3 separate regions of the Mus musculus genome follow, and regions 2 and 3 are each linked to region 1. A link is a loop called in an ENCODE intact Hi-C map of the cell type or tissue named here. Cell type or tissue: left cerebral cortex. All regions are shown on one strand.

Region 1 (8,000 bases):
ACAGATGGTTGTGAGCCTTCATGTGGTTGTTGGGAACTGATTTTAGTACCTCTGCTCGCTCTGGTCAACTCCACTTGCTCCAGCTCAAAGATGTATTTATTATTATACATAAGTACACTGTAGCTGACTTCAGATACACCAGAAGAGGGTGTCAGATCTCATTACGGGTGGTTGTGAGCCACCAATGTGGTTGCTGGAATTTGAACTCAAGACCTTTGGAAAAGCAGTCAGTACTCTTATCTGCTGAGCCATCCCGCCAACCCAGCAGAAAATATCTTACAGATAGGTTCTGTGATTCTGAGGAAGCTATTCAACCACTACTGCATATGAAATATCCTCATATGCTAAAGCTTTATGGCTAGTCTTTAAAGCCAAAGTATCACAAATTCTCCTTTTGAGGTATTGGGGGGGGGGGTACCAAATAGACAAACTTTATAACCTACTTCTCCATTTATAAAGTGAGTAAAATACCTATCAGTAATTAAAAACATCAAATAAGCAACCTAATTCAGGAAGCAGTATAGTAGTATGAAAAAGCATAAAACATGGTATAAATCAGACCTCTACGCACACTCACTGCCTGCTTCTTGGGAGGTAATATCTGAGAGCATGTTAATGTCATAATTTGCTTTGAAAATGAAAGGCAACGAATTGAAAACAACTATGAAGCCAATGTAAACACACACACACACACACATTAGCAAACACTGTTTTCCATGTAAGAAGCAGTCAAGGTACAACACCTATCAATCACCTATGTCCAGAACTGGAAAGCTGGCATCCCACCTAAGAGCTAAGGAATAGTACTTGCCTCAAAATTCTACAGGACTTTCCTGTCAATTTTACTGTATAACTTAACTCCTATTGTACTGGCAGTCTCACTTCTTAATTTGAGGCTTAGAACTACAGTTCTAATATCAGTCTGTGGATGAGGCATGAAAAGATCATCTAGAAGAAGCTGAGTTTAGGAAAGCAGGACAGGCCAGACATATGAGGTTAATTAATCTTGGACATTATGAAGACACTGCACCTGGCTTCTAGATTTCAAACATGTAAGAAGAGAGCCACCTCTGTGTAAACAAGAAAGAGGGATGAAAAAAACTGTCCTTGAATTTAGAAAAAGATACAATTACAGTAAAAAATAAACTTACAGAAGGAATGAACAAAAATACTTGAGAGAATAACCCAGGGAGAGGGAAGAAGAGCCAGAAAGGATCTAAAATGCACAGTGTGAAGCAGAATGAAAAATCAGTAGTTTTTACAGCAGTAGAAAAGGCATGCTAAGCAGTGGAAAGAATCTAACTGCAGGCTGAGTGACGGAAACAGGATGGTTCATTCAGTAAGCAGCTCTCATTAGTGCAACTGGAGCTTGAGGTTTACGGTAGAGAAAAATGCAGATGAGTCAAAGGGATGATGAAAGGCCTTGTAATGACAGTTAGGACTAAATCCTGGAGCTAAAGAACAATGGGTATTAAGTAAGGCACAATGAACAGATCCACATCGAAAGCAGTATAAGGATGGAAATCAAGGGGCAAGCCTAGGGCCATTGACTAGAGAGTGCACCCATTCTACCACAGAATTGAAAAAGAACCTAGCATTATTGTATGGGTATTCTGTCACACAGTAAGGGATCAGATACAAAAAACAAAGATGCTAAAAATAAGACCATTGTAATATGCAAAACTAAATGATCCAAAGAAAAGCACTTACCTTCATGAATGTGTATTCTAGAATTAAATACTTCCTATCTCTATAAAGAAGTTTCTGAAATCATATATAATGGATATATATATATGTATATGTATAATATAGAACTAGTTATATCCTGAGAATGAGCCACTCATTCTCTTTGCTTTTGTATATGTCATATTGTAGAGTCTGCAACAGAAAAACCAATGTAGTACAATCTCTGGAACTGAGGTTTGTACAAAGTATTGACAAGGCTTTTCTTGCATCTATTATTTATATATATACTTACACATGGAAAACCAAGGCCCTGAGAGACCAAGAATTATCAAAGGTCACACTATTAGCAGTACAGTGATGCTAGCACGCATGCCTCATAATTCCCTTTCTAGAAACTGCTTTAGTATATAACATTATGGTTCTGGAATTGTGAGTGATAATACAAAACCCACTCTGGTACTCTCATTTGCAGCATTGTAATAATGAAACTATAAAACTATGTTTATGGTTCATATGCCTCACAAGAAAAACACATCCATTAAATGTGCCTATGTTTGACCAAAGAATAAAAAAATCTTTCTGGTCAGTGTGCAGGCACACACACACAAATACTTTCTATATAATCAAATACCCAGTATCTTTCAAGTGTTTAACATTTAGCTGTACATTTTTTATCATGTTGTGCTCCCCACCTCACTTGTCCATGTACCTCCCATATTGTTTAGGTAATGGAAAGACTTTTGTTTTTCATTAGTACAAACAGGCAAATGTAGCAACACTGACAAAGGCCTGCAAATACTGTATAGTTCACAAGCTTGCAGTGTAGAAAATGTTTTTATTTCTGGATTTATCTAATGTTCTTTCGAGCAACATTGCTCACTGAAATGAATTCAAGGACTATTAAAGTTTAAAGTCAGACAGCTCTCTACCATCCATTCCCCTCCTAAGTACACCTGCAAACATGGTTAAGTTCCATTTGTGTTTCTACAGATTTTCTTCATGCTTACATCACAAAAAACATTTTTCAAAGAGGCAACATTTAATTAATGTTCAAACTCTACTGATCAGAATTTAATTTTTGAAAAAATAATTTTGCAGGTATAGAGCTCAGCTTCCGGTTATCTCAACAGATGTTAATCATAACTCGGGATTATTTAAGGAAAAGAAATGCTGATTCCCAAGGACACTGTTTTCCTCATCAGCACTGAAATGTCATCATGGTTTTATTTATCTGTTGCTTCCTTCTTGACATAGGAGGCATTACTGCAATCATAGCATCATGACGCCTAACAGATGATCCTGCCTTTGCTGATGGGTTAGTCTATGCTTATTTTGAAGTTTGAAAGCCTTGGGAGGTAGGGATGGAGGGAGAGAGGGAGAGAGAGAGAAGAGAGAGGGTCTGGAAGAGAGGGAGAGAGGAGAGAGAGAGAGAGAGATTGAGATTGAAGCTTCTGAAATTTGGCTACTTTGTCATTTGTCTTTCAAACTGAGTTTTTGGGCTTTGGTTTCAACCAAATATTTGCTCAATTGATCAGTTTTGATGATCATAAAAGATGATCCCATACTTAGGTGTGAGAAAATGAAAACTAACCTAATACCCAGCCCCAAAGCCCAAATTAGCACTGCAGTACATTCCTTTGTTTGTTTTTACATGATTGCAAAATTCAAAGCTTTAGTAACTTGTCCCCAATCTTTCTAATTAAAAAGACAGAAGAAATTATCTTTAAAAAAAACTGACAAGAAAAAGACTGACAAAGCAAAGATACTTCAATTTGCCTGCTTATATCATATTTTCTGTTTACAAGCACCTCAGCAATGTTTCCTTAGACTAAAGTGACATTAGACTGCCTAACCAGGAGAATTCTCAGGCAAATGTACAGACATTCTGACACACGTTTTTAAACCACTCACAGGCAGATACCTATAAGTCATTTTAAGTTCCACCTAAGTCTGGCAGAGTCTTCAAGAACTCTGTAAGATTCAAACCACGGTAAAAACTGATGTACCAGAATTCTCTAAAGAAGCTCAATAGGGCATCATTAACAGGTTGCCAATGACGCTTTTGTAGAAATCTGGACTTGAGACATACATACATAATATGCTACACTTTTGTTTTTAATTACCCCTCTTCCACAAAACCTTTAGAAAGGATGCTTCTTGGCACTACCTAACACCCAGGCAAATTCAGGACAGATTTAACCATGCAAGACCATCAAACACTACCTAAAACAGAAAGCCCAAATCGCACAGCCGCCCTACCCTCAGATCTAAACCCTCACTCAACAGTCAGGTATTCCAGACAACATGCTCAAGTCTGGTATCGCTCCTCTCCTCTCCTCCGGAGATCAGAGCTCCGGCGACACCAGCGCGTCCCCAAAGGTATCCTGGGGCAAAGAAAAGAAAACTGCAGAACAAGCCCACTGTGTCTCCAACTAGGCAACTGCCCCGATCAAGCGTCCAACGAAGAAGCACTGAGTTAAATCTCATCGAGAAAGAGAGAGAGACCAGATCGAGACCGTCAGATACCGAAAGCCACAAGCAGTGCCATGGGGTGGCTCCTGAAACCGGGTCTGGCACCCCTGGAGACCCAGAGACCGCTGAGCCGCGCCCACACGGCAAAATCACCCTCCTTGTCGCCCCGAAAAAGAATGGGGACCATCACGCACAGTTACCGCCCCCCTCTGGGCGAAGCAGAAACCCCAATACAAATGTTGGTCTCCCCATGCACGCTTCCCGCCCCCACCCACACCCACCCAGTCCGTTCCTTCCCGGGAGGGACACGGGCATCGTCTTATCACCCCATGGCGACCTTAAACAAACCCAAGTCTCTGGAACCCTGACATCCTCCTGCTTTACCCCAGGAATGCCAAGCGGACCCCTCTCCGCTCATAGGTCTCCCCGTGCCCTCCGGACAAGGCTAAACTGTATCCCAAGCCCCTCAACTGCACGGGATCGCCAGAAATGGTCTCCAAGTCCCAGAACCGCGCTATGCCAGCACCCGGGCTCTCAGGCAGGACACAGGACGCGCTCCCGCGACCCTAGAGACCCGGGACCGCCTGGGCAGCCACCCACCCCCACTCCAAAGCCAAAGAAGCCCCGAGACCCCAGCCCCCGCCGCGTCACCCAAGATCCCCGCACTCGGAACGCCGCGCATCCCCGGGAGCCGCCCCCGTCGCGAGCCCACTTGCCACGGCCGCCCCTCAGCCACGACACGACGAGCTCCCTCACCTGAGGCGCGTCGGCGGACGAGCGGCCCCCAGAGCCCTGAGGAAAACTGAAGCGAGCGGCAGAGACACGGCGGCCCAGGCCTGCGCTGCCGCAGCTCCAGCCTCTCGGCGAGGAAGCGCTCGTGTGAGGAGAGCCCGCCCGCTCGGCGCGCTACTGGGGAGCCGAGCCGCCGCCGTGCCCGCGGCTCTTCCCGCGAGATCCCAGCCACGGTAAGGGGCGAGGCCATGCCGGGGAGGAGAGGGCGGGACGGAGGCTCTTCGAATGGCAGCTCCGTCAGCCTGTTAGATTCGGTGTAGAAGGCGGGGTCACCAAGAGGAGGGGCCATATTAAGGGGAGGAGCTATGATGAGGGGGCGGAGAGTCCTCGAATGACAGTTCCAAAAAACCAATCAACGGTGGCAGCGCAGAAGGCGGGACTCGCATTCTCCTGTGACCAATTGCAAAAGAGTAGAGCTAATTCTCCCCGCCTATCATCAATAAATTGCGGGCGAAGGTGTTGCTGACCCGATGTCAGTTTGCTACCTGGGCAGTTGCAGAGGTACTTTAGATGACGTGGTTTGGGCAAAGTTTGGTCCTCTTCGGCCGCCGTAGAGACACTTAGCGGAGAAGCTGAACTAAATAGTGCTTAAACCGAAGAGCTGTCCGTGCGTTTTCACTGCTCTCTGAAGTGAACAGGGAGGTCCCATCTGCCAGCCTGAAGACTTACAGCCTCACTTTACTCACTTCGGTCTCCTCCTTTAGTGTAGCTTTCTCCCATTTCGGACTCTCTTCCGTTTTTATTTCAAACGGCGATGATATCGTCACGGGTGCTTTAAGCTCCAACCCAGTTTATCTGGTCCAACAAAGGACCTTTCTAATTCATTTGTGCGTTCTACTTAAAGTCTTCCACAAAGATGAAGAACGAAATCTCAAACGAGTGCTAACCTAACAAACCCGAGAACTTGTATCTTTACAGACCATAGGGCCCAGTAATGTTTAGCACAGGTAGGGTATAGAGCATTCAATAAATCTAAAAGGAAGGAATGGAAACTGTGGTGCTTATCTGTACTGGCTTCAGAAACTGGGCTTTCCTAGCCTTTCCCATTCCCCCCTCACATTTAAGTCCCTTCACTCATTATTATGCCTGCCCTGTAGCTTTCCTTCATCTTCCCCTAGTCTCCCTTGCCCAACACAAAAAGTAGCCTTACTCTTTCTCAAGGTTAACTCCTGCCCTTGTGCACTGGACCTCAGCCAGGCCCAGACTCAGTCAGCTCCCCCACCCCCACCCCCACCCCCATTATCAATTTTTTAGCCCCTTTATCCCCAGAACACACTCATTATCCCCTGTTATTTGAACAGAACACAACTACCCTGCCGGTTCTATCCACTCGAGCTGCCCTGTCCTGAGAATCCCACGTCTTGAGAAAATTAAAGTGTATTGTGGTCCCCACCTTCTCATCCCTTATTTCCCTGCTACAATACTGCGTTTGCCCACACAATCTGCTGCTCTCCCAACAGTTTCAAAAGACCTCTCTCCTACTAGACAAATGGTCTCTTTGGTGGGACTTTTTCCCCAATGGCTTCTCGGAGGTTCATTGACAACGCTCAGGATGTCTTCCTTTAGCACCTGCCTAACTGTGTTCTTTTCATTCTTTAGCTACTTTTTTTTTAAAGTCCCCTCTCCTAGTTTGAAAATGGTTGAATATTGATGACTCCTTATCTTATTGCACACCTTGTGCATAATAAGAAAAATGTCCACACACCACTGCACACTCTGAGAGCCACAAATTGGTTCAGACAAAAGCTGTTAGAAAAATCCAGAGGGAAGAGAGGCAGCTCTGAAGCTTGAGCTGGGTGGTAAAATACTAGGATGGCCCATATAAATTAAAGGCAGAAATGGAAGCTTTTCAGAGAAAATAATCTAAACCAGAGCAATGATAAAAAGCATGTGAGCTGAGCCAGGCTGCAGGTTGGATGGCTCAGTAAATAGATTCCCCCATCTGGGGTGGGGGTGGGGGGCAAGATCAGAAAGGAGCCAGATAGTGAAAGGCTTTGACTACCAAGCCACAGTAATTGGACTTGATTTGGTGTTAAATGGGAAACCCGAACAAATTCAAATATTTGTAGAGGCTGTAAGGAAGCTAGGTGTGAAAGCACTTCTATCAAATGTATATATATAAAATACATATATATGTGTATATATATGTGTGTATATATACACACATATATATGTATTATACATATATATGTATATTTATACATACATAAAACAAGCTAACATCCTATGACAATTTTTAAAAAGCTTACCATTTTTTCTTAACAAATATAATTGGTAAGCGCAGATGGTCAGGTTGGGATTTAAAATTCTGTTAACAGAGTCCTCTGCTGGAACTAGACAGGTTAAAGAGAGAAAACATAAAGAAGCCTTTTCCACACCACATCTCACAGCCCCTTGCGAGCATTAACATTGATTATCAACCTAATGGGGCTCTGGAAGCACCTAGGGGCAAGTCTCTGGGCAAGTCTGTGCACATTGCTCTAAATTGGGCTAATTGAGATGGAAGAGCTAACCTAAAAGTGGGTGGCACCACTTCATAGGTGGGTCCCTAGACTACATACAGAAGGTAACAGACTAGCACCAGCTTGCTCTCTGCTTGCTTCCAAACTGTGGGTGCAAGATGGCCAGTTGACTCAAGCTGGTAGGGCCACTGTCACTCCCAACCATAATGGATTTTATCCTCTGTGAGTCAGAACAAACCCTTCCTTTGGCAAGTATTTTGGTTCAGCAATAGTTAAAGTAACTAGTACATCGGGCCAGGCCCACACTGCAAAGGAGCTGCCACTCTAAGGACAATCAGGCTCACCTATCCAAGCTTCTTTTCCACTCTAAAATAGTCATGTAACAAGCACTTCGAAAGTGCAGGGATAGAGCCAGCAAGATAGCGCAGCTTATAGAAAGCACCTGCGAGGACCCAGGGTGATAGGTGAAATTTGATGGCTGAAAGCTGTCCTCTGGCCTCCACACATGAGCCACGGTACATCGGCGTACTTATGTGTGCATACACACTAATGAGTATATTGGGAAAAGCCCATATAGGCCTTGGAAAT
Region 2 (8,000 bases), 120 kb after region 1:
CCATCCTAGAAACACCTCCATAGATGGACACAGAGGCATGTCTCTTAGGTAATTCCAGATCCAATCAACTAGACAATCAGAATTAGCCTTTACACCGTGCTGAGCCTCCTGCAAGTCCAGAAGGGAACTATAGGTATGCAGCTTTGCGGAGACCTCACTGGCGCTTGGGTGGGCTTCTCTATGCTGTAGCTGCTTTAGAGTCACTGTGCTCCCACGAGTAACCCCACAGACTCCCTGGTCCACTGAGTCATATCCCAGTGGGAGAGTGTCTTTGGTCTGTTCGTGGTGCTCTCTCTGAGCTGTCTAGACATTGTTCACCTCTCCCCAGGAGTCACCCAGGAGTGGAGGTAACTGTGTGTCACTGGAGGGAGGAAAAGCCATTTATTTCCCTTGAATGGCCTTTGAGGGTGTTTAGAAAAATTTATCTGTGTGTTAAAACTCAGATCTAGGCAAATTTGGATTTTTTTTTTTTTTTTTTTTTTTTTTTTTTGCAGCTTTTTCCTTTGCCAAGCTGGATGGTGAGAGTTGGACGTCTGGAAGCTTCCCTTGAGAGGCAGGTCTCCATCCCACCACCCCCTGACGTGGAGCTTGCCCCTTCCTCCTTACAGAATGGATTCCATCATAAAATAAACACCTTGTTGAAATTAACCTTATTTTTAAAGGAGAGCAAGATCACTATAAAGATGAGCCATAAAAAGACTGGCGATGTACTTGTTTGGCACAGACCATGCCCCAGGTGTCTGGACTCCCGTTTGGGCTTGTGCTAAGCTTGGTCCCTGTGTCCACAACTTTATCTTTATATCTGCTCATGATCTATGCAGGCTTTTCAGGCCAGCCTCAGACTTCCATGAGGCTGTTTCTCATTTTAATACTTAGATCACTTAAGCCTGGGACTAAAAATAATGAATAATGCCCATGTCTGGGCATTGGTGTTCCCCCTATACACTGGGTGGCCCATCCCTTGGCCATTACCTGAAATACACTCACTTGAGCTCTTGAAATCTCCCACCTCTGTGTGTAGCATGTGCAGCTATGTGTGGCCGAGTGAGGCCAGGTTCTGATGTCACATGCCTTTCTCTGTCACTCTCCTCCTTATGTTTGGTGTCAGGGTCCCTCATTGAATCTGGAGATAGTTCAGGTTATTGGTCAATAACCTCCCGGGGTCCCCAGTGCAGTGGGGGGACAGGTGCACCCCACCATACACAGCTATTTTTCCTCAGGTACTCATGGTTGTACAGCAGTGGCGTTACCTATTGAGCTATCTCCCCCCATCCAGTATTGGAGATCTCAGGTGACATTACCATCTCTACATTTGTTTATTTAAAAAATATTACATAAGCCATGCATAAGTATATGGATTTAAAATATCATCATGAGTAACTCCTGGCTAAAGTCTTAAGGTTTTATTTTTTATTTATGTGTGTCTTATATGGGGCTTCCATTGCTTCGAAGAGACACTATGACCATGGCAACACTTATAAAGGAAGCTGGCTTATAGCTCAGAGGTTTTGTCCATTGTCACCATGGTGGGAAGCACAGAGGCATATAGGCAGACGCACTGGAGAAGTAGCTGAGAGTTCTACACCTGGATCCACAGGCAGCAGGAAGAGAGAGTGTGACTGAGCCTGGCTTGAGCATCTGAAACCTCAAAGCCCACCCCCAGTGACACACTTCCTCCAGCAAGGCCATATCTACTTTAATAAGGCTACATCTCCTAACAGTGGCACTCCCTCTGAGCCTATGGGAGCCATTTTCATTCAAACCACCACAATGTGTGTAACAAGAGTGTGTGTGGTGCTGCCCACAGAGGCCAGGAGAGACCATAGGATCCCCTGGAACTGGAGTCACAGGCTTTGTGAACCACCAGCTATGGGTACCAAGAACCAAACCCTGGTCCTCTGGAAGAACAGCCGTGCTCATGACTGCTGAGCATGTCTCCAGCATGTGCCCAGGATAAGGAGCTCAGGTGAAAGCAGAGGGTGGGGAGATAGGGTACCCTTGGCAGCTACCTGGGACAGTTCCTAAAGATGGCGCTTTAATATCTGAACTGGAGCCAGACTGTTGGATGCTCACTGCATCCCTGTGATTGGGGGCCACGGGAGAAGGAAACCCTGAGTAGGGTATGGTCACCGGGCTGGGCCCCCCCCCCATGGGTGAGAGAATCATGTAGGAGTGGGAAAGAGGGGGACGGAGAAAAGGGAAAGGGGGGAGGGCATGTGGAGGTCAGAGAACAGTCCTAAGCAGCTGGTTCTCTCTTTCCACCATCTGGGTCCTGGAGTGGCACTCTGGTCGTCAGTGTTGGTGGCGAGTACCTTCATCTGCTGAGCCATCTCTCTGGCCCGTCATTTATTTTTCTGTCACGTGAACAGGCATGTCAGATAGTCTTTTTTAAACATAATGTTCTATTGGGGTTTCTTTTTTTAAAAAAATATACCTTTTGCCACAAAAACATCAATTTTTTTTTTTTTTTTGAGGAAGGATCTCATGTAGCCCACTCTGACCTTGAACTCACCACGGCGCTGAGACTGGCCTTCCATTTCTGATTCTTCTGCCTTCATATCCACACGTGCTGGATTACAGGCGTGGGCTTCGACGTCTGCACCCGACACACATCGATTTGTTCACTCTGTGGATGGTAAAGTGATGGCTCAGAGAGGCACATCTCCAAGCACAGCACAGCAGAAACTATGTCAGTCCAGTGACCCGACTGCTGACCAGGTGTTTGCACAGGGACAATCTCTGCTGCTGTCCCTAACACCGCCCCCCACCTTTTCAGTCTTGTCTGCCAGGCTAGTGACACTTCTCAGTAAAGCTTGTGTGACCTCTCCTCCCATCAGTGTCCTCTGGCTCCCAGCGCATTAACAAACGGCACTTGTGCACCTAACGGTTGGTTTTGCTAATGCCTGCTGTCTCTCAGAGCAGAATGGCTCTGGCAGCGTCACTCCGCCCGCTGTGTTTGCACTCCTGGTCTCCAGATCCCAGCTGACAACTTGATGTGCTGCACTCCTTTCCAGAGCTCGTACGTTTCAGTACTCCCGTGCTCCAGTGACACTCTCAGCCAGCTTAGGCCTGTCCACCTCACGCGTGCTAGGTCTCCGGCACCACAGGTCAGACCCTGGGAAGTTCACAGCTTACAGAGAAGAAGGACAGATACCCACAGATGGTCAGAGACTGAGCCTGGAGGTGCTGCCTGAAGCAGAGAGTCTGTAACAGGGTGCGTCCTCCAGGCCCTCTTTCATTCCATTTAAACCCTTTAGGAACGATCCTGCCTCCGGGTGAAGTGAAGTGAAGCCTCCGGAGATTCCCTGGTTCTACAGCGCCCTCTTGTGGACAACTGGAGTCTGCCTATAGAGAAAGCAAAGGGCACTTTCGATTAGTCATGGGGGACAGAAGGACACTCAATTCTTCCGACCAAGTTCTTTCACCTATGACCAGTGTCTTAGCTCCTTTCCGGGTTAGTTGTATGTCAACTTGACACAGACTTCATTCATCTGGGAAGAGAGACTTGCACTAGCAAAGTGCCCTGTGATATTAGCCTATACATAATCCTATGGGGCATTTTCTTGATTAATGATTAATGTGGGAGGACCCAGCCCTCTGTGGGTTATGCCGCCCCTGGGCTAGAGGTCCTGGATTGTATTAAAAATAATGGGCTGAGCAGGCTGTGGGGAGCAAGCCAGAAAGCAGCCCTCCTCCACAGGCTGTGCTTCAGTCCCTGCCTCTTGTCCCTGCCCTGACTTCCTTTGGTGACTGACACACTACAATGTAGAACTGTAAGATGAAATAAACCCTTTCCCTCCCAAAGTGCTTTATTACAGCAACAGGCGCATAACTAGATGGTTGTTTTCCAGTTCGTTGATAGAAAAGACCCTGGCAAAGACAACTTGAAGAAGGATGGGTTTATTCTGACTCCCAGTTTGAGGTCCAGCCCATCACAGCAGGGGAGAAAATTCCCATAGGGGGGAACCTGAAGCAGAGGCTCAAACTGAATATTCAGTCCAAGAGCAGAGTGCACCTGCAGCTTTCGGGGAGTCTCCTGACTCCATCTCTTGTCTTGCCCTAAGGCAACTGGGATTACAGACATGTGCTATCATGTCTGCCTTTGTGTGGGCTCTAGGGGGTCCAAATTTGGAACCTCATACACATGTGGCAAGTGCTTTTACCCACTGTCCCACCTTCGATTACTGGAGACTGTGGGGAAGGCCCTAGCACCAGGCCTGGCCCCAGCTCCAACAGGCGAAGCTTCGTGCGAGTGAGCCCCTCTTTTCCAACCACCTTCACTGGAACAACCAGGGCATGTGATTAGCCTCGGTCCCAGTGGAAAAGACTGACGAGGAGAGGTTGTCAGGGTGGCTACGTCCCAGGTGGCTGGATTCTTAGGTATGTAAACCAGATGACTGGATGCAGAAAGGTATTGTCTGCATCTCGCTTCTCAGAAGATCAATGAGGCATGGGTAAAAGGAGGGCAAGGGACCAAGATAGACAGACAGACAGACACACGTGCACACACAGAGGAGGAAAACATCATAGATGCACATCACAGAGCTGTCTGAACTTTGGCTATAAAATTAGTATCACAGCTTGGCTGCTTGGCCCGTATTTCTGTATTTCTTGTTGCAACCTTGGACTCAGCCTCACTGCCCCCTGCAGGCTGCAGGGCTTTACCTCATTCCAGTAAGACTACCCCTACCAAGGCCCATGATAGATAGAGTCCTTCTTCTCGTTTTTAGCAGGGCTGGAATCAAAATGCCCTCTAAGCAAGCACTCTTATCATGCCCGGCTCCGACAGCTCAGTCCTGGAGAGCGAGCTACAGGTAGATAATACAAGCATCTGTATCCTATCAGGGAGGAAACAGGAAGAGCAGGAAGTACATGCCCTGCACCTATTGTCCTCTAAGGACAAAATACAGATTCCAGCTCAGGGTGAATGAAGCTCAAACTAGAGAAATTGGAAATTGAAAACCACCGAACCTCAAGGTTTCATAATTAAAGTTAAGATCAGAGGCTACGCGCTTCAGCTGTGATTAATGAGAAATCTCAGAAGAAGGTTCAATGTAATAAAGCTGTTGGCTCAAGCGGCTTGGGGAGAGCGAAGCTCTGCGTCTGCTTTACCCTGTGTTTATTCAGATCAGGGAGAAGCGGGCTGCGAGTATTCGTATGCCGGCAGCTAGGCATTTTAAATTACATCGAGCCTTTGCTTCTGGCTCGCTGTTACAAAATGGGGTTTCTAATGGATTCATATACGTAGACGCACACAGAGCAAAGCCAGCACCCTGCAAATATTTGCCGTGGTTGTTATTTACCAGAAAGGGCAGAGCTTCTTTGCAATATCCTAAGGTTTATCTCTCAAAGACTGCTGGCTGGAGTTTAAGCCTTTGGATGTTTGTTATTGAAAATGACATCTGTTTAACTGTTTCTTGTGAGAAATTGTGTCTGTTTACTTGAACTTATAAGCTGTGTTTATCAAAGGAATTTGAATCCACTCATGACAATCTTGAGATTAATTAAAAAGCCACACAGAGTCTGTTTCCAATGAACTCTACCAGTCTAAACACCCACACCAGCTCTCTTCCAAATGCTCTCAAGAATATCAAAGCAGGGCTGGAGAGATGGCTCAGTGGTTAAGAGCACTTGACTGCTCTACCAGAGGTCCTGAGTTCAATTCCCAGCAACCACATGGTGGCTCACAACATCTGTAATGGAATCTGATGTCTGATGCCCTCTTCTGGGTGTGCCTGAAGACAGCTACAGTGTGTGTGTGTGTTTGCATATGTGTGATATCTATATCTATATCTATATATATCTATAGATATATATATAGAGAGAGAGAATATCAAAGCAGGGGCAGAGATATGATGACTCAGCTGGTACAGGTGTTTGCCACCAAGCCTGATGACCTGAGTTCAATTCCTAGGAACCACACGGTGGAAGGAGTAAACCAGCTCCTGAAAGTTGTCCCCTGCCCTCCACATGTACCCCATGGCTCTCACACAAACAAAATTAATAAATAAAATGCAATAAAACCATGCTTTAAAAGGGCGCTGCTAAGGAAAAAAGTAGGGAACATGGACTCAGCCAAATGAAGATATGGTATTAGGGTTGCTATTTGTGCTGGCTGGTTTTATGTCAGCTTGACACACAAGTTACAGTTATCTAAAAGGAAGGAACCTGAGTTGAGAACTCTCTCTCTCTCTCTCTCTCTCTCTCTCTCTCTCTCTCTCTCACACACACACACACACCTTTTTTTTATTCTTTGTGAGTTTCATATCATGCACCCAAGTCCAGCTTGTCTCCCTGTTCCCTTATATCCTCCCTTGCAAACCACTCTCCAAAATAAAAAGAAAAATACACAGACAAACAAAGCATAGAAAACAAACATCTCACGAGGGAAGCTGTCCCACAGTAGATCCCTCTGTCCACACATCTTCACTTGCAAATGTTCATTGCAATGAGTCCTTGACCCCTGGCTTCTCTGACACCATCAATCCTCACTGGGTCTCCTCCTGTTTATCCTGTGTCATGGAGATCCTGGGACTTTGGATCAGCAAGACTTGCCCTTTCACGTGTCCCAACCGTTTGCAGATGATATAGATTTGGGGGTGGACCAACTTGCTCTGGGCCCAGGTGGTAGCTGAGCTAGCTAGTCAGTGCCCTGGCTTTCCCTTATCCTCCCCACCTCTCCAGCACTGATTCCGATAGCCACCTGATGCTGCTGCCATCACCAGGGAGCAAGGGCAGCTCTCCTGCTCTCATGCACTTGGGCTATCTCAACAATACCCACTCCTCCAGAGCCAGCTCCGCTGTGCTGTCCAGTCAAGATGTGGGGCCCACTCCCCCAAGTGATGCAGCCTTTAAGGGGTTGGGCCAGCTCTCCTGTTCTCACATCTCCGGGGCTGGCTCATGTAGGCATTTTCTTAATTAATGATTGACAAGAGAGGAGGGCCTAGGCTATTGTAGGTAGTACTATCCCTGGGATGATGGTCTTGAGTTCTATAAGAAAACAGAGTGGGGAATGAGGAAGGGGGCAACATTTGGAATGTAAATAAATGAAATAATTTAGTAAAAGAAAAAAGGAAGAAAGGAAAGAAAAGAAGGAAGGAAGGAAACAAGCAAGAAAGCAAGCTGAGCAAGCCATGAGGAGCAAGCCAGTGAGCAGCACTCCTCCATGGTCTCTGCATCAGCTCCTGCCTCCAGGTTCCTGCCCTGCTAGAATTCTTTTGACTTCCTTGATGATGAACTGTGATGGAGAAGCAGAAGCTGAATAAACCCTTTCCTTCCCACCTTTCTTTTGGCATGGTATTTCATCCCAGCAATAGTCCCTAACTAAGACACTGTTGCTGTGATGACCTACACGGTGAACCACAATGGCCCCCTCCCATCAATAACTAATTAGGAAAATGCTCTTAGGTTTGCCTACAGACTGGGCTGATTGTCTGGAGTCATTTTCTTAATCCTTCCTTCCAAAGACTAACACTTGTGTCAAGTTGACATAAAACTAGCCAGCACACACTGGCAACAGGAACAATCCAGAATGAAGAGAGAGGCAAGAGCAAGACTTCACGCAGGCATGAGAGAGGTGGGATGTCTGTGAGATAACGTCAAGCAATCTAACGTACGAGTACTTGAAATGCCAAAGAAGAAGATGATCGACTTGATGGAAACCTTGTGTCACACATATAAAAGTTCAACTAACTTGAGAGCAAGAGACATTTTACAAAGTTGTAAAAGGGACTTGGTAAAGTGCTTCTCGCACAAGCATGAGGACCTGTGCTGGAATTCTAGAATTTATGTGGGAAAGCTGGGTATGGTGTAGTGTGCTTGTAATCCCAGGACTGGGGAGCAGGAGACAACGGGAGCTCCAGGTCCAGTGGGAGATCCTGCCTCAAATAAAGAAAGAAAGAAAGAAAGAAAGAAATAAGATGACAGTGATGGAGAAAGACACTCAAGGTTTACCTCCAACCTCCATGCACACAAACATGCACATAGAGGGACACGCGCAT
Region 3 (8,000 bases), 170 kb before region 1:
GAGGAGGAGGAGGAGGAAGAGGAGGAAGAAGAGGAAGAAGAGGAAAAGAAGAAGAATCATCATCATCCCCTGAAAGCAACCGGATAATTCCATCATTCCAAAACTCTATCTGCACGTCCTAGAAATGAAAGACACTTTAGATAAGGTGGCTAAAGTATTCCTTCCCACAAATGAGATCACACATGAATTTTTAAATCCAAAACTGAAAACAATTTGGTTCCTTCCACTAGGAACCTACCTCCTTATAGTCCCCATTTCTGTTGAGTCGATAGCCCTCAGGAGTGTGGAGCTGCAGGGTTGTACTATTGATCACTTCCACACAGCATTCTTGGTCAGGAAAGCTCAGGGGGCGAACCCTACAGTACACCTGGAAAAAGAAAGAGGTGTTCAAACAAGGTTGACTTTTTGCCTGATTTTTCTTTTTGGCTTTTCTGTTTGTTTCGTTTGTTGAGACACAAGTTCTCAGTCTGTAGGCCAAGGTGGACTGGAGCTCTCAGCAATCTGCCTGCTAGTCTCCAGGATGCTGGGACTCTAGGCAAGCACCTCTGTGAATGTTCAGCACACACTTGACTTTCCATTTAAGTTCTGTTTATTCGCCTACAAACATAAATTCCTGAGTCACAAAAAACAAATCTACAGCTCAGAATGATCAAATGCAAAGGTGCATTAAATCAAAATAAGTTTAGGTTAAAATATTAAACTGAACCGTAATCTCTTCACTGTTGTGCACAAATAAAATTGCAACAACATAAAAATCTCTCTGAATAGCTGAAAAAGCCATTAAATTCTTTAGAGTTGGGTGTTATTTCCAACAGCCAGCTCAGGTGGGCATGGTAGCTCACTTTGTAATCACAGCATCTGGAGGGTAGAGGACCTCATTTGGGGAAACCCTGTATAGCTGTGTTCACAGCAGGTGGTACAGTTGGGAGCCAGAGACCCTCTGCAGTGGCAGTGGGGGGATGGAGGGGATATTCAGAAACTTCTTTTCAGGAAGAGGTACTAACTAAATCCAGTTATTCTGCACTAGTCTCTATGAACTTTGAGTACGTGTCAGTTACCACACACAGGTGGGAGAGGGCTAAGACTTGAGGAAAAAGTCCCCACCCATCCCCACCCCAAAGAGTAGAACCTGCTGGGAGAGACCATTTAACCTTTCAAATCTAATTAGTGATAGTAGGTTTGCAGTCAACAACTAAAGAGTCCCTTTACAGAAAGCAAACTTCCCAGCTAAACCCAGCTTTATACAATTCAGTGCATCGGTTTAACTGCGTGCTCTTTAACCCGACTTTCATATTGCTTTCCTCCCCTTTCAAGCACACACATACAAGAAGTGGACTAAAGAAAGAAAATACACACACACACACACACACACACACACACCTTACCCCCACTGGATCTTTAAGGTTTGTCTGAGATCCTTTTTTTATTACAGGTTTTCTGACCGTCTTAGCCTTCCTGGTTAAAAAGAGAAAAAAAAGCCATAAATTCAACACTAACATAGAAGACATCACAAATTCTAACAATGAACTTCCTAAGGCTTAAAAAAATCATTTCCCAGCAATCTCAAATACCGCACAGCAAATAACATGTATATAAACAATAAACTGTACTCGAGAAATGTGGTATATGTAATTTAACTCATTAAAATTTCAATTGGGAAAATACACTTTTGATACCATTAGTACTCAGTGGAACTTTTGTTTGTATTTTTTTTAAGTGTTGGAGTGCAAATTCAGAGATTTGCTCATGCTATGTAGGAAGATTAGATTATTCACAATGCTGAAATGTCTTGCTATTTTAAGTAAACAATATAAAAAATTATTTTATTTCAACATTCTCTATCATTTAACTTTTTTTTCCTTTCTCGTTTATAGGCTACAAGAATATTTAACACAAATTAAACCAAAAGACTCGTTTAGACTGTAGATTATTAAAGTACTTTTCTCAATAGAGTCACACGTAAACTAGAAGCAAACCAGAGTCCAGCGATATACTAGGGTAGGTATCCTTAAGTAAATATAAAGACTGACGTTTCCTCATTTTAAAAAGTTCCGTTTTTTTTTTTTTTCGTGTGTGTGCGTGTGAAAGTAACGATTTCTAAAGCCAGCCCTCCTTCGCAGTAAAAGTGTAACCAGGATGTGGCTCTCCTGAAGAGTCTAGGAATACTGAGGAATGTGGGCGTGGGAGATAGAGTAGGCGTGTGGGATGGCCTGGGGACAAAGATAGCGCAAGGTGGCGGAGCTGCAGAAGGACCCTGACCTCAAGGCTAGAACTAGGGAAGGGATGCCGACGGAGCTGTGGAGGCTCAACTCCCCCAAAGTGCCAGCGCGCACCCCGGCTGCGCGCCGCCCGGGGTCCCCAGACCTGCCACCTGCGCAGCGGGCGGGGAGGAAGGAAGCTGGGGAGGGATGGGCAGCCCAAAGGATGGCAACCCGAGGAGGTGGTGGCAGACAGCCCCGGATTCGGAGGCAGCCTTCGCGGGCTCAGAGGACTGGGAGGGCGCCGGCACACCAGGGTCGCCAGCCACCAGAACTCTGCAGTGCGGAGCTTCGGCCTACACTGTACTACGGACTCAGCTCCCGGGCAGTCCCCAGTCTCAGCGTGAGGAGGGCGGCGACCCCCACGCAGTCCTCCCACCAGTACTCACGCTGACTTCATGACCGCAGGCTCCGTGCTATCCTGACGCGCGCGCGGGACGTCGGGCTCCGACAGGAGCAAGGCTGGCGGGAACTAAGCCGAGCAAACCACGGCCGCGGGGACCAGGACTCAATCTGAGGAGAGCCCGGCGGCGACGCTGCAAGCCCAAGTGTGCGCCCGCCCGGCGCATTTCAAACAGGCCAATCAGCGGCCGCCTGCGGCGAAGGGGCGGGGCCTCGGGGAGCGCTGGCACGGCCAGCAGGGGCGCTCGTCTCCTTGGCAACCCAAGGGCGCCAGCCGGAGGCTGAGGAGGGCAGCGCTGGAGAAAAACCTGAGAGGGGAAATCCCGGCCCTTCCGCCCTTCCGTTCTGACGCAGAAGCTGAGATCTCCCAGTCTTTGTCCTGAGAACCTCTAAGGAAGTAAAGCCTTGGTCGGGCATGTTCTAATTTCAGGCTGGCCGCTGGCTACCACATCATCTTATTCATTTTATTGTATTTATATTTTATTTTTACCTTTACTTTTAGTTCTACGTTTACATTTTATCTTACTTTTGATATTTATTTTGAGACGAGAGTATCTTGTATCCCAGGCTGGCCTCACACTTACAGTGAGGACCCCAGAATGATCTTGAAGACTATACCAACTTGGCAGACAACCTGTTGTAAGTTCCTTTCTCTGGATTCTCCAGTTCTCTCTCTCTCTCTCTCTCTCTCTCTCTCTCTCTCTCTGTGTGTGTGTGTGTGTGTGTGTGTGTGTGTGTGTGTGTGTGTGTTTCATGGTGCTAGTGATCAAACCTAGAGCCTCACAATGTTAGGCAAAGGTGATACCACTAAGCCACACATCCTTAACCTTCAAATTCTTGATTTTGATGTTTCCTGGATATACAGAGATGCATAAAATCTACCCACTGCCCTTGTGCAACCACCGTTTACCCTTTGCCTTCTACAAGTTGATTCTTTCTCATTTAATCCCAGCCCCCATGCTGACGATTCCCCAGGGATGTAGCCACACCTGCGTTCTGTGACTCAAGCTCCACTTAGAACTTCCTTTAGGGCCAGCACTGATAAGGATAGCCAGTTTAATATCCATAGTTAATGTCCATATTACTGGACATTAGTCTTTCCAATATTTACTGTTGCAAACTGCTTCGATGAATAAACCTGAAAATGCATCCATGGATAAATTTCCAGAAGCAGATAGAAAGCTACCAGGCTTTGCCACCATCACTTTCCAAAACCGATCCATTTGACTGCACTCTCACCTATAAGTCACAGGTCTGGGAGAGCCCTAGGGTGGGTCATCGCCCTTTGCTTGAGACCCTCAGTGGGGCCCTGAGGCTAGTCTTCCTGTTCAGTTGCGTCACCTCTCACCTGTCCCAAGCCCAACGCTCATGCGTGGAACGTTTCTGCCCCCACACTCGAGTCTCTCTGCTGTCTCTCAGCCTTCCTTTCCTCGGAGAATGCCTCACCTTCTCTGGATCCCAGAGCCCCTGCCGCCCCTCACTGCACCGTTGATTTCAGCATCACCCCACGCGGTGCCCGGCCCCTGTTTACGGAGTCCTCTCCCAGCGTATCCTCTTCAGCCTCGCTAGATGGCACTGTTGCACGCTCGGTGCTTACCACTATGGGCATGGCCCTAAGCGTTGAAAGCGGTGGAGGCTCTCACTGAAGGACACTGGAGGGGCTCTCCCATGCTCCATCTGTAGCTTTGACTCATGCTGGGTTTTCTCTCTCTTGCTCCTGTCCATCCATAGTAAGGCTCTCTAACTCATTCGTTTTCTTTTCTTTTCTTTTTTCTTTCTTTCTTTCTTTTTTTTTTTTTTTTTTTTGGTTTTTGGTTTTTCGAGGCAGGGTTACTCTGTGTAGCCCTGGCTGTCCTGGAACTCACTCTGTAGACCAGGCTGGCCTCAGAAATTCACCTGTCTCTGCCTCCCAAGTGCTGGGATTAAAGGTGTGCACCACGCCCACCCTCCTACATGCCCTTTCTAACCACCCCCCCCCCCCCCCCCCCCGCTTAAAAAAAAGACAAAGGAAAAAAAGAGAGAGGGGGGGAGAAACTCACACACACACAGAAATCCACAAAAACACAAACTGGAGACCATCATATACACATAAAAGCTCAATAAAACAAACAAAAAATAACACACAAAAGTCCAATATGCCTTAACAAAGCAAAATGAAGCAAAAAGTCTACAAAAATATCATTGTTTTGTGTTGGCGGCCAGGCTACTGCCGGGCATGGGGGCCCTGCCCATAAGTGTGATTTGTGTACACAGTGGAGACTCCATTGGAGAAACTAACATTTCCTTTGCAAGCAGGTAACCAGGACAGACAGCCTCTTGGCTAGAGGTGAGAGCACTGGTACCCAACAGGCTTGTGCCCCTGCAAAGGTCCCTGTGAGTCCCTATGTGTGCCAGCCCTGTTGTGGCTAGAAAATTGAAGTCATCACACCCTCTGGCTCTTTCAAGCTACACACCCCGCTCAGCCCTGAGGCTGAGTTGAAGACATCACATTTAAGACTAAATGTTCTAAAATCTCTCACTCTCCCCATGTTATCCAGGGGTGGGTATCCGTGTTAGTTCCCATCAACCGTAAGAGGAAGCCTCTCTGTGGGCTGAGTGAGATGCTGGGCAGTCACTTTATTGCTATGTTCCCTTAGCAGAATAATAGAGAAGAGTATTTGGTTTTCTCTTAGGCCCATATCCTAGCCACTCTTAGGCTCTTGGCCACCGAAGCAGTATTGGGCATTGGATCCTACCGGATCCCACCAGATCCACCTTGTAAAGTGGGCCTTAACTGGGAGACCTTTTTTGGTTTACTTTTTTTGTTTGTCTTTTGTTGGTGGTGGTGGGGTTTTTGTGTGTGTGTGTGTTTTGGTTTGGGTTTTTCAAGACAGGGTTCCTCTGTTAGCCTTGGCTGTCTCAGAACTCTCTCTTGTAAACTAGCCTGGCCTCAAACTCATAGAGACCCGCTTGCCTCTGCCTCCTGAACACTGGTATTTAAGGTGTGTACCATCACCACCAGGCTGAGAGGCTTTTTTGAAAGTCAGAATTGATGGCTCAGTGGTTAAGGGTGATCACTGGTCTTTCAGTTGAACCAAGTTCTGTTCCCAGCACCTACTTTAGGCTGCTAGCCACCACCTGTAAATAACAGCTCCAGGGGGTCTGACACCCTCTCTGTTCTCTAACGGTATTTCTATTCCCAGGCATTTCTGTCCTAGACAGATACATATTTTATATTGACACCTTGTTTATATATAATTAAAACATAAAAATAAGTCTTTTAAAAATGTTTTATTTTGCCGGAGAGTGGTGGCACATGCCTTTAATCCTAGCACTTGGGAGGCAGAGGCAGGAGGATTTCTGAGTTCGAGGCCAACCTAGTCTAGAGTGAGTTCCAGGACAGACAGGACTACACAGTGAAACCCTGTCTCGAAAAACAAAACAAAACAAAACAAAACAGAAAAAGAGCAGTAAGCTTTTACTGCTGAACCATCTCTCCAGCTGTCTAAAACACACATCTTCTTTGTTTTAATCATATTGAGGAACAGGCAATGGAGCTAGCTTGCTTGTCTAGCATTCACAAAGCCCCAAGACCCATATAAACTGGGTTTGGTGGAGCATGCCTGTAAACGGAGTGCTTAGGACTCCTGGTGGAGGCAGACAGAGCCAAGAAGTTTATGTTGATTCTTAGCTGGAAAGCCTGTTCAGGGCCAGCCTTGGCTACAGGAGACTGTCTAAAAAGAAAAACAAAACCAAGTTAGGCTGCTGGGTGTGTTTGTACACACCTTTAATCCTAGCACTCAGGACAAAGAGGCTGGTAGATTTCTGTGAATTTGAAGCCAGCCTAGTCTACATAGGAAGTTCTAGAACAGCCAGGACTATATAGAAAGACTGTTTAAAAAAAAAAATGACAAAAAATGTTAAATGTGAGGCATAGTTTCTATCTCACAAATGTATCCCATGCTGCCCCTTCCTCGTTGGCACCTGCCCCCATCCCCAACCCTTGACACCTGCTTGTCTGATTCCCTCCCCTGATGTTGACTTTTCCCATCTTTTCTATCCAGCAGGAAATTTATCCCTGCATTGCATGCACCTGCAGTTTGTACCTTGTCATTTCCAAATAGCACTGCATTGTATGAACGCTTGAAGGTTCATCCAGTCCTTAGCTGGTAGGAATTTAACTTTTTCCTCATTTGGGCAATTATGAATGAAAGAGCTATAACTTGCATAGAAGAGTGTATTCCCACACACACATTTTCTTTCTCTTGGGTAGGACTATGGGTCTGGTAAATTATACCTTTAATTTCTGGGCAAGAGGACCTATGCAAATCATTGAAAGGGGTCTGGCACTACAGCTGCTTAAAACTATATTTTGTTCCAAGTACACAGTGTGATGGTTAACTACAAGTTACTAAAACACTCAGAGAAGCAAGTCCAGCTGTGGGAAGCCTATAAATGCCAATGAAGAGCAACTGCTGGGGCTCAGGTGTGTGAGGAGGAGATAAAATGGAGACAGGGCCATTCTGTAAACACTGTCACCCTGACTGGACACTTATCATCTGCATTGCAAACACTGTCTCTGGTTCCCTGGCTTCTGTCCAGTGAGAGGTTAGGCATTTATCTTCTACTACTCCAGAAACAAGATCAGGTAAGATGGGCCTGGATAATAAACCCACATGGAATAAATACAAACTTGTAAGCCACGTTTCAAATGTATAGCACACACAGAAAGTAGAACTAATCATCCCAGTAGTTAGACGGCTTGGACCAGTGCTCCTCAACCTTCCTGACGCCGTGACCCTGCAATACTGTTCCTCTTGTGGCGGTGACCCCCAGCTATAAAAATATTTTCACTCATATTTCATAACTGGAATTTTGCTACTGTTATGAATCATAATGTAAATGCTTTCCGATGGTCTTAGGTAACCCCTACAAAAGGGTTGTTCAACCCCCAAAGGGATCAAAACCCACAGGATAAGAACCAGTAGCTTAGACTATGAGACTCTTCCAGACAGAAGGAAACTGAGATGCAGCAAAGTTATGACACACTTTCTCACCCTGGTATGGCTGAGAGTGAAGCATGCCCCACCTTCAAGGACTGAGCAAGTTAGAAAATACATCCTGGCTAGCCAGCTGTTGAGCAAATCTCCCACTACTGCAGAAGGGGCTAGGGACTGGAAATGCTTCTAGCATTTTCCAATATATTTCTGAACCCAAAATTATGTTTTTGTTTTTTTTCTTTAAAAAGTAGGGTTGGAGCTAGTGAGATGGATAAGCCAGTAAGGATGCCTGACCCCAAGTCTGATGACCCAAGTGTGACCCCCCCCCCCCGCCCCCAGGACATGTTCTCTCTCTCATGGG

The links. Peaks named below come from ENCODE experiments on the same cell type or tissue, not always from the same donor. Only the 100,000 strongest peaks of a DNase experiment are listed, where the experiment ranks them.
Region 2: it touches region 1 in a loop (2.6-fold over the local background); 16 of 42 quality-filtered maps call a loop at or near these places.
Region 3: it touches region 1 in a loop (2.8-fold over the local background); 4 of 42 quality-filtered maps call a loop at or near these places.

The regions. Positions count from the first base shown.
Region 1 is chr9:62,117,571-62,125,570 of GRCm38, forward strand. It overlaps Glce (glucuronyl C5-epimerase), which reads right to left and starts at 5,039. Exons shown (of 5, transcript NM_033320.5): 1 at 4,915-5,039. It overlaps Mir5133 (microRNA 5133), which reads right to left and starts at 5,024; the gene lies at 4,948-5,024. In left cerebral cortex, a CTCF peak has its summit at 4,370 (motif pointing left); DNase peaks (open chromatin) are centred at 1,333, 3,984, 4,350 and 5,229; H3K4me3 peaks cover 2,765 bases; H3K27ac peaks cover 1,611 bases.
Region 2 is chr9:62,241,176-62,249,175 of GRCm38, forward strand. It overlaps A730043L09Rik (RIKEN cDNA A730043L09 gene), which reads right to left and starts at 2,925. Exons shown (of 3, transcript NR_040769.1): 1 at 2,769-2,925; 2 at 2,513-2,626; 3 at 1,421-2,354. In left cerebral cortex, CTCF peaks have their summits at 3,337 (motif pointing left), 3,538 and 4,653 (motif pointing left); a DNase peak (open chromatin) is centred at 3,306; H3K4me3 peaks cover 220 bases.
Region 3 is chr9:61,943,965-61,951,964 of GRCm38, forward strand. It overlaps Kif23 (kinesin family member 23), which reads right to left and starts at 2,835. Exons shown (of 23, transcript NM_024245.4): 1 at 2,648-2,835; 2 at 1,386-1,455; 3 at 239-367. The coding sequence starts at 2,658. In left cerebral cortex, CTCF peaks have their summits at 2,898 and 4,221; DNase peaks (open chromatin) are centred at 2,214, 2,863 and 4,248; H3K4me3 peaks cover 2,263 bases; H3K27ac peaks cover 913 bases.